Linked DNA regions of Homo sapiens: regions 1 and 2 are each linked to region 3. The links are chromatin loops, found by intact Hi-C in ENCODE. Cell type or tissue: mammary epithelial cell. All regions are shown on one strand.

Evidence for each region. Peaks named below come from ENCODE experiments on the same cell type or tissue, not always from the same donor. Only the 100,000 strongest peaks of a DNase experiment are listed, where the experiment ranks them.
Region 1: it touches region 3 in a loop (6-fold over the local background); 30 of 110 quality-filtered maps call a loop at or near these places.
Region 2: a loop joins it to region 3, with 4 times the contacts of the local background. A loop is called at or near these places in 5 of 110 quality-filtered maps.

Annotation. Positions count from the first base shown.
Region 1 is chr3:49,357,474-49,359,973 of GRCh38, forward strand. It overlaps GPX1 (glutathione peroxidase 1), which reads right to left and starts at 880. Exons shown (of 2, transcript NM_000581.4): 1 at 554-880; 2 at 1-274. The coding sequence starts at 805. It overlaps RHOA (ras homolog family member A), which reads right to left. Exons shown (of 5, transcript NM_001664.4): 5 at 1,672-2,500. RefSeq lists enhancers at 556-1,164, 1,073-1,402, 1,165-1,773 and a silencer at 853-912. In mammary epithelial cell, no CTCF peak of the experiment used is centred here; DNase peaks (open chromatin) are centred at 368 and 978; H3K4me3 peaks cover 1,506 bases; H3K27ac peaks cover 2,018 bases.
Region 2 is chr3:49,243,713-49,246,212 of GRCh38, forward strand. It overlaps IHO1 (interactor of HORMAD1 1), which reads left to right. Exons shown (of 8, transcript NM_001135197.2): 5 at 692-740; 6 at 934-1,021. Among named protein-coding and RNA genes, the nearest start is that of MIR4271, 29 kb to the right of the region's middle. In mammary epithelial cell, a CTCF peak has its summit at 1,015 (motif pointing right); a DNase peak (open chromatin) is centred at 1,319.
Region 3 is chr3:49,169,920-49,172,419 of GRCh38, forward strand. KLHDC8B (kelch domain containing 8B) reads left to right here and starts at 1,679. Exons shown (of 6, transcript NM_173546.3): 1 at 1,679-1,766. RefSeq lists silencers at 1,205-1,374, 1,595-1,694. In mammary epithelial cell, a CTCF peak has its summit at 1,270 (motif pointing right); DNase peaks (open chromatin) are centred at 1,312 and 1,552; H3K4me3 peaks cover 1,439 bases.

The sequences.
Region 1 (2,500 bases), 190 kb after region 3:
GGGGCACACCGTCAGGGCCCACCAGGAACTTCTCAAAGTTCCAGGCAACATCGTTGCGACACACCGGAGACCAGGTGATGAGCTTGGGGTCGGTCATAAGCGCGGTGGCGTCGTCGCTGGGAGCTGGCAGGGCCTCCCGCAGGAAGGCGAAGAGAGGGTGCGCCCCCGCACCGTTCACCTCGCACTTCTCGAAGAGCATGAAGTTGGGCTCGAACCCACCACCAGGCCGGACGTACTTGAGGGAATTCAGAATCTCTTCGTTCTTGGCGTTCTCCTACAGGAGAGAAGGGCAGCTAGAACCCGGGGTCAAGAGGAGGAGAGAAACGTTCTAACCACAAACAAGGGAGATTTTCTATGAGTCACCGGGATTTTGCCCTCCATGCGCAATCCCAAGGGCGGAGAGGAATTTCAGCAGCTACGAGCAACAGAAAGGAAACGAGAGAGTAGCCAGACTCTCCGCGCATGGAGCCGACGGCACCCACCAGCACACCGCCGGCGCCCCCAGCCACTACTGCACGTCCGCCCCCGCCCCGCCCCGCTCCGCCCGGCGCACCTGATGCCCAAACTGGTTGCACGGGAAGCCGAGCACCACCAGGCCCCGGGGTCCGAGGCGCCGCTGCAGCTCGTTCATCTGGGTGTAGTCCCGGACCGTGGTGCCTCAGAGGGACGCCACATTCTCGATAAGTAGTACCTTGCCCCGCAGGGAGCCCAGGCTCACAGGCTCCCCGCCGGCCAGCGGGCGCGCCGAGAAGGCATACACCGACTGGGCCGCCGCCGCCGCCGCCGCTAGCCGAGCAGCACACATGGCGCAATTGTCCAAGAAGCCAGCGGAGCGCCCCGAACAAGCACTGTAAGGGGAGGCCAGCAGGCGCCTCCTTTTAACTGGCCGGCGGCGGGTCACGTGGCACAGGCAGTTTTCCGGGCCTGAGGGTCCCGCCTCATCCGGCCCCCGCCCTACCCGGAGGGCTCGGCCCCTCCTCAGCCAGGAAAAGGCTGGAGAGTGCGCCCGAGCGGGACGCGTGCTCCTCCTAAGCCGGAAGGAGCAGCAGGCATGTCTGGTCTGGCCCAGGCAACCAGGCGGCAGCGGTCCAGGTTACCCTTCCAAGGGCTGGGGCCCTCGAGGGCTCCGTTTTTTCTCAGAGGTTCCTGAGTTAGGATGTGGGGTTTGGCATAGGAGGCTGGTGGGCGACGGCAGCAGCTGCAGGAGCTGCCCGTGCACAAACAGCCCTCCTCTCCTGTGCCATGTTACCGGCAGTGCAGGGGACAGCCAGAGGGATCTAGGCTTCCGGTCTCCCTCCTCCCTGTCTCCAAAGCGGCACCGCCCTCGTGCGGGTTTTCTAACCGGGCAGAGTCCTGGAAGCTCTGCCCCAGCCTCCTTAAGTGGAGCCCAGTAGCTCGCCGAGGCCAAGGAAACGCTGCCGGAGTCCTCCCTCCCTGGCCTCCTCAGGCTGCATTCACCCTACCCCCAAATCTGAACCAGAATGCGGTACAGGGTAATCATTTCCATGTTGTTGGGAGGGACCAGATTAGCTGCTGGGTGGGTGGGAGGTGGGGCACAAGCTAGTCCTTTGCACTCAACAAACCTCTCCAGGGTGAGCTAGGCCAGGAAGTCCTTGCATCCTCCTACCCCCAGCCCTGGAGAGAGCAACACAAACAACAGGATACAGGAAGTTTAGAAAACTGCCTTTATTCTATTAGTAGTTGGAAAAATTAACTGGTACAGAAAAAAAGTTTAGTCAGCTGGAGAGAAGAGAGACTGAGTGCCACCCATGAGAACTGGTGGCTCCTCTGGGAGGGAACCTGGATACAGTGAGGAGAAAAGAGCACTGTGAATTAGAGCCAGATGCTTAAGTCCAGGTGAGACAGGTTATGCCATCTTCCAAAGTGTCTAATTGCCTCAGGCGTGAAACCAATTCCTATTTACTTAGCCCAGCTCCATGGGGTACTGAGATACATGGGGCCGAAAAGGGGTAATATGGCCATCTTTTATCAGAAAAAGTGACAAAACGGGAATTTAAAAAATGAATTTTCCATCTGACTTTATTTCCAAATACACTTTCTTTTTTAAAAAACCAATACACTTTCTTTGAGGATGACAGTATTAGGAAATCCAATTATACAAAAAATACTACATCTAGTCTGGGGTAGATATATTTATTTTTGGTAACATACATTAAGTGGCACTAATTACACAGTAACTATAAGGTAACTAACATGAAACCACAGAACTGTAACTCTGCCACAGCTGCATGAACTTGGGCTTTTCTGGTTGAGCCCATTTTCAAAAAACTGCCCACCCCAGAGCTATGCCAACAAAATCTGTTACGGAGTAAAGCCCTGAAGTGGTGACTCACCAGAGTACCTTGCAGCTGACAGATAATAGGCAGGACATGTTAGTTATAAAGTAGTTACAGCCTAATTCACAAAAGTTACCAACTGTTTCTCTTTCTAGAAAGAAGCAAGAAGTTAAGAAATTCCTTGAATTAGCGCCTGGTGTGTC
Region 2 (2,500 bases), 74 kb after region 3:
GTGCCACTGCACTCCAGCCTGGGTGACGGAGCGAGACTCTGTCTCAAAAAAAAAAAAAAAAAAAAAGAGTAGTATGTATAGTTGAGGAATAACTGTGATAGCTTCTTTTTCATTAGAAATGAATATTTTCATATTAATATTTACATATAAATATGTATATGAATATGGATTTTAAAAAGAAAAATGCGATTTGCCTTAGCAGTGGTCATAGGAAGTCTGTGTTCTCTCTTTTTTTTTTTTTTAACTTTTTATTTTATTTTGAGGTGGAGTCTCGCTCTGTCTCCCAGGCTGGAGTGCAGTGGCATGATCTTGGCTCACTGCAACCTCCGCCTCCCAGGTTCAAGGAATTCTCCTGTCTCAGCCTCCCCAGTAGCTGGAATTACAGGTGCCCACCACCACGCCTGGCTAATTTTTGTATTTTTAGTAGAGACGGGGTTTCACTGTCTTGGCCAGGCTGGTCTTGAACTCCTGACCTTGTGATCCACCTGCCTTAGCCTCCCAAGATGCTGGGACTCTCTTTTTTTTTCCCTGCTGGGCACTAAGGTTTCTCAGGGTCAAGTCTTCAGATCTAATCAAGCAATGTTTTGATGCTATGCTAGGTAGAGATCTGCCATATTTATGGAATCATTTATGTTACTTATCACTTCAATATTTCATAAAGATTTGTTTTCTTTTTTCCCTCCTATTCTAGTGAGACTCTATACAACTTTGTTTCTAATGTTAGAGAAAGCATTCTCAGGGTAAGTACAGATACTTTTCAAGGAGTTAGAACATCTTATATTTTAAGAAGTTTAATATTTATATTGTATTGGCTTTAGTTAATGTAGAATAGCAATATTTTAACTATCCCTATTTATCATGAAATGACAATTCTCTAAGATAGTAGAATAAGGCAATAGCCTGTGAATTATTTCATAATTTTGGGTTTCTTAGTTGCAGACGTCTGTGGAAAAGTCTGAGGACCATCTCAGTTCAAGAAGCCAATCTATTTTGGATTCTTTGGAGACTGTGGCCAAGACATGTGAGTGCCTCATGTTTGAGGTATCAGCAGAGGGCACTGGTGAATGATGAACATGAACTTTCTGACCCCAGCCTGGTTTCCAGTGGTGAGGTTCCTCACAGGGTTTCAGATGAGAGGATGGGTATATAGGGTTAGTCCTGAAGAGATGTGGAGCACACTGAGCTGGGTAGTGAGGCCCACCTCTATGTGACAATGCTCTGGTCCCATGATGCCTTTTGTGAGGCACTAATCCCCCACCTGGTAACCATGTTGCCTCAGGGCAGGTAGCTCTGCTAGGTTTCTCATCTCACTGCCTGAAGTGAGTCAGCAACATCCTTGAGTCTCAAATTGCTGCCTGTGCTGTCTATAGACACTGACTGCCCCCTTAGGAGTTAGAAATACTGTAGTACCTGCTGCTCTTCTTGCTGCCTTGGTTTCAGTGAGAGCTGTGTTGTGAATCACAGCATCATTCTCAATTTTTTTTTTTTTTTTGAGACAGAGTCTCGCTCTGTCACCCAGGCTGGAGTGCAGTGGCGCAATCTCGGCTCACTGCAAGCTCCGCCTCCCGGGTTCACGCCATTCTCCTGCCTCAGCCTCCTAAGTAGCTGGGACTACAGGCGTCTGCCACCACGGCTGGCTAATTTTTAAAATTTTTAGTAGAGACGGGGTTTCACTGTGTTAGCCAGGATGGTCTCCATCTCCTGACCTCGTGATCTGCCCGCCTCAGCCTCCCAAAGTGCTGGGATTACAGGCATGAGCCACCACGCCCAGCCCCATTCTCAATTTTACTTATAGTTTGTGGTTTATAAAATCCTGTGCTCCACCAATTAGTGGTTTACATTTAGATGAAACCATGGCCCTTGCCCTATAAACAGAAGAGAGTAAATATACAGTTCTCCTTGGGTGAATACTTCTCTAGAACCACCTGTTTCCTAGCAAAACGATGAGCTGATGACTATGCATCTGTACTTGTTTGCATTTGTCTGTGTGTTTATTTTATAAACAAGTTGAAATCAACTTACACAAATGCCATGGGGTGGACTGCTCATAATTTACAAAAATTAATGCCTTTTTGTGGCCTAAAAATTAATCCCCAACTGTCTGCATAGAAGCACTGTACTGTCTGCTGGATTTCAACCTGGGCATCCCACACACAGGGCATATGCATCTGTTTAGAAACTTGTTCTGGGGCCGGGCACAGTGGCTCCCACTTGTAATCCTAGCACTTTGGGAGGCCGAGGCGGGCAGATCACAAGGTCAGGAGTTCAAGTCTGGCCTGTCTAATATGGTGAAACCCCATCTCTACTAAAAATACAAAAATTAGCTGGGTGTGGTGGTGGGCGCCTGTAGTCCCAGCTACTCGGGAGGCTGAGGCAGAAGAACTGCTTGAATCTGGGAGGCGGAGGTGGCAGTGAGCTGAGATGGCGCCACTGCACTCCAGCCTGGACGACAGAGCGAGACTCCGTCAAAAAAAAAAAAAAAAAAAAAAACTTGTTCTGG
Region 3 (2,500 bases):
AAGGGGAGACTAGAGAGACTTGGGGTGTTGGGAGGTATCTAAAGGCAAGTGGCTTGTAAGTGTTTAATTGCTGGAAAGGAGGAGGAGGGAGCTTGGAAAGGGAACAGTAGCAAATGTGAAGGGGGCTGCAGAGCAGTGTGAGCCTCTTGGAAGCCTATTGGCAATCACAAGAGGGTGGAAACAGTGCCCCAAGTGAGGGCACTGAGGAGCAAGTCCAAGGTGAAGTGGGACAAGGAGGATTGAGGCCTTCAAGTCAGGGTCTGTGCAGTCTGTAACCAGCCTTGGCACCACCATTTCTGTGCAGGCCGACTGAATCCAACTGACAGTCCCTGAAAAGAGCAAAGGCTCTCTTCTCCGGTCATGCGGGAGGGTCTACCCATAGACTTCTGGGAAGGCCAGATGTGAGGGAGGCCAGGGAGTTAATAGGTAATGCCCCCAAACAGCTCTCAACCCATGACTAATGGAGATTTGAGAATGAGTATCTCAGCTCCCCTTGTTCTTGGGGGCAGCAATGATGTAAGGCCTATGTTCTACGCTGGCTCCCAGAATCCCCAGCAGGATTTGGTCCCAATGGCCCACAGTGGTAGCTTGCTTGATGACACTTCCTTTATTGGCTGCTTTCCTTGTCTCCTTGCCACTGCTGGTGTTTCTTGGCCTCACCTCCCATACTAACTATATGCATGTATATCTTTGTCCAGGTCTGCTTTGGGGGAAACTAAGATAAGCACTGTCCATGAAAGGGGGACAAGGCAGTGAGCAGACACAGACAACTGCAAGGACCTCTTCCCACAGGTACCACTGACCTGTACAAATGGGCCCTCAGCTTGAAGACTTAGCTAATACTCTGAATGCTCAGAAGATAGGCAGGGCCAAGGTCTGGGCCTGAGGTAGGTGGGCCCCTGTCACACTAGTTTGCTCTTGCTTGACCCCAGAATTGGTTAGAGGCAAGCTCAGGATACTAAAAATTGATAGTTATAATGTGCCTTGGGTCCCAGAGTAGCCCAGGTCTCTCAGGCCCTACAGGATGAGGCCAGAGTGACCCACTGGGAGGTCCCCTGGCCTCTGACTCTTCCAGCACATTCTCTGCTCAGTATCACTCCTTCCAGGAATTCTCCCCACCCAGGTTTGTAGAAGGGCCAGTGCCTTCTGTTCCTCCACCCCCGCTAGCCTCAGTGTACACTGTAAGACCTATTCCTGCTTTATGCCCAGGTAAGGGCGCCCCAGGCTGCCCCCACACGACAGAGGCCCAGGCCATGTCCCCAGTGGCCTCCAGGGGGCGCCGCCGGGAAGCCTGTAATTGGGCTCCTGGGAGCTCCGCGGAGGTGGGCAGGCGCCGGCCCCTCAAGCCCTCGGGTTCGGCTGGCCTGCTCGACACAGCCTGCGCACCCAGGCTGGGTCGGGCTCAGAACTGCCCCTTGCCATACACGTGTTGTGTCGCTCGCCGCTGCCTCATTTCTACTCTTGCCCGAGGTCGGACGCTAAATTCTGTCAGGCCCAGTGTCCAAGTGTCCGTTTATCTGTCCGTTTGCATATGACCGTAGATCGGCACGCCCTGCTCCAGCTGCGGCATGTGCAGGGTTAAGGCGAGAGGAGGTTTCCCTGAGTCGGAGGGGGAGGGGGGCGAGGGGCGGACCTGGCCCAGCCCCGCCCCGCGCCGGAGCAGTGCCGGAGCCCCGCCAGAGCCCGACTTCAGCCCCAGCCAGATCCCGCGTCAACGGAGGCGGAACGGCGGACCCCGTACCCTGGCAGCATCGGAGCACCGGCGGGTGAGTCCCGCGGGAACCGCGCTCAGGGGAAGTTTGGGGCGCGGGGTGTAGAACCCCAAGCGCGTTAGCCCAGACCCGCCCCCCACATCCTTGAGCTGGAAGTTTGGGGCCAAGAGGCCCTCCTGCCAGGGGTCCAGGAGTGTAGCCACCAAGAGAAAGGGGTGGCTGGAGAACTTGGGGATCTCCTGCGAGGGAACCCAGAAGTCCAGCTGCCCATTCCTGGTGGAAACGCCCTGGACTCAGACCCTGGAGTCCTGTGGTCATGAGATTTCTCCAACGGCCCCCCGCCCCAACCCCACTTCTGGACACCAGGGAATCTGGCTTCTGGGGGGGTTTGGAATGGGCAAACTCCTGAGGGGGGACCTCGAGAGGAGAGTGTGGAACCCTGGTGTTTAGTCCTCCCCCTAGTCTGAAACACACCCTGACTCTGGTCTTTTACTAGTGGGAATGGTTTAAATTAACCCTGTGGAATGGCCCCCAGGATGTTGTAAGGATACTCTGGAGTCTGACCCCTGACAGCAGGCGTGGGGACCCCCAGGCTGCCCAGGGCACCCTGGAAGCCAGTAAGGACTCCCCTCATGCAGGACCAGCGTGAGGCTTGTTGAGGGGAAAGGAAGGGTCCTGGATGGAGAGTCCTGTTCTAGTCACCTTACTACTGCCCTCCTAGACCCAGATTTGACCCAGTTGCTGAGTGGTTTGGGTAGTGGGTGAGAAGGAGAATCCTTCATGCCTCC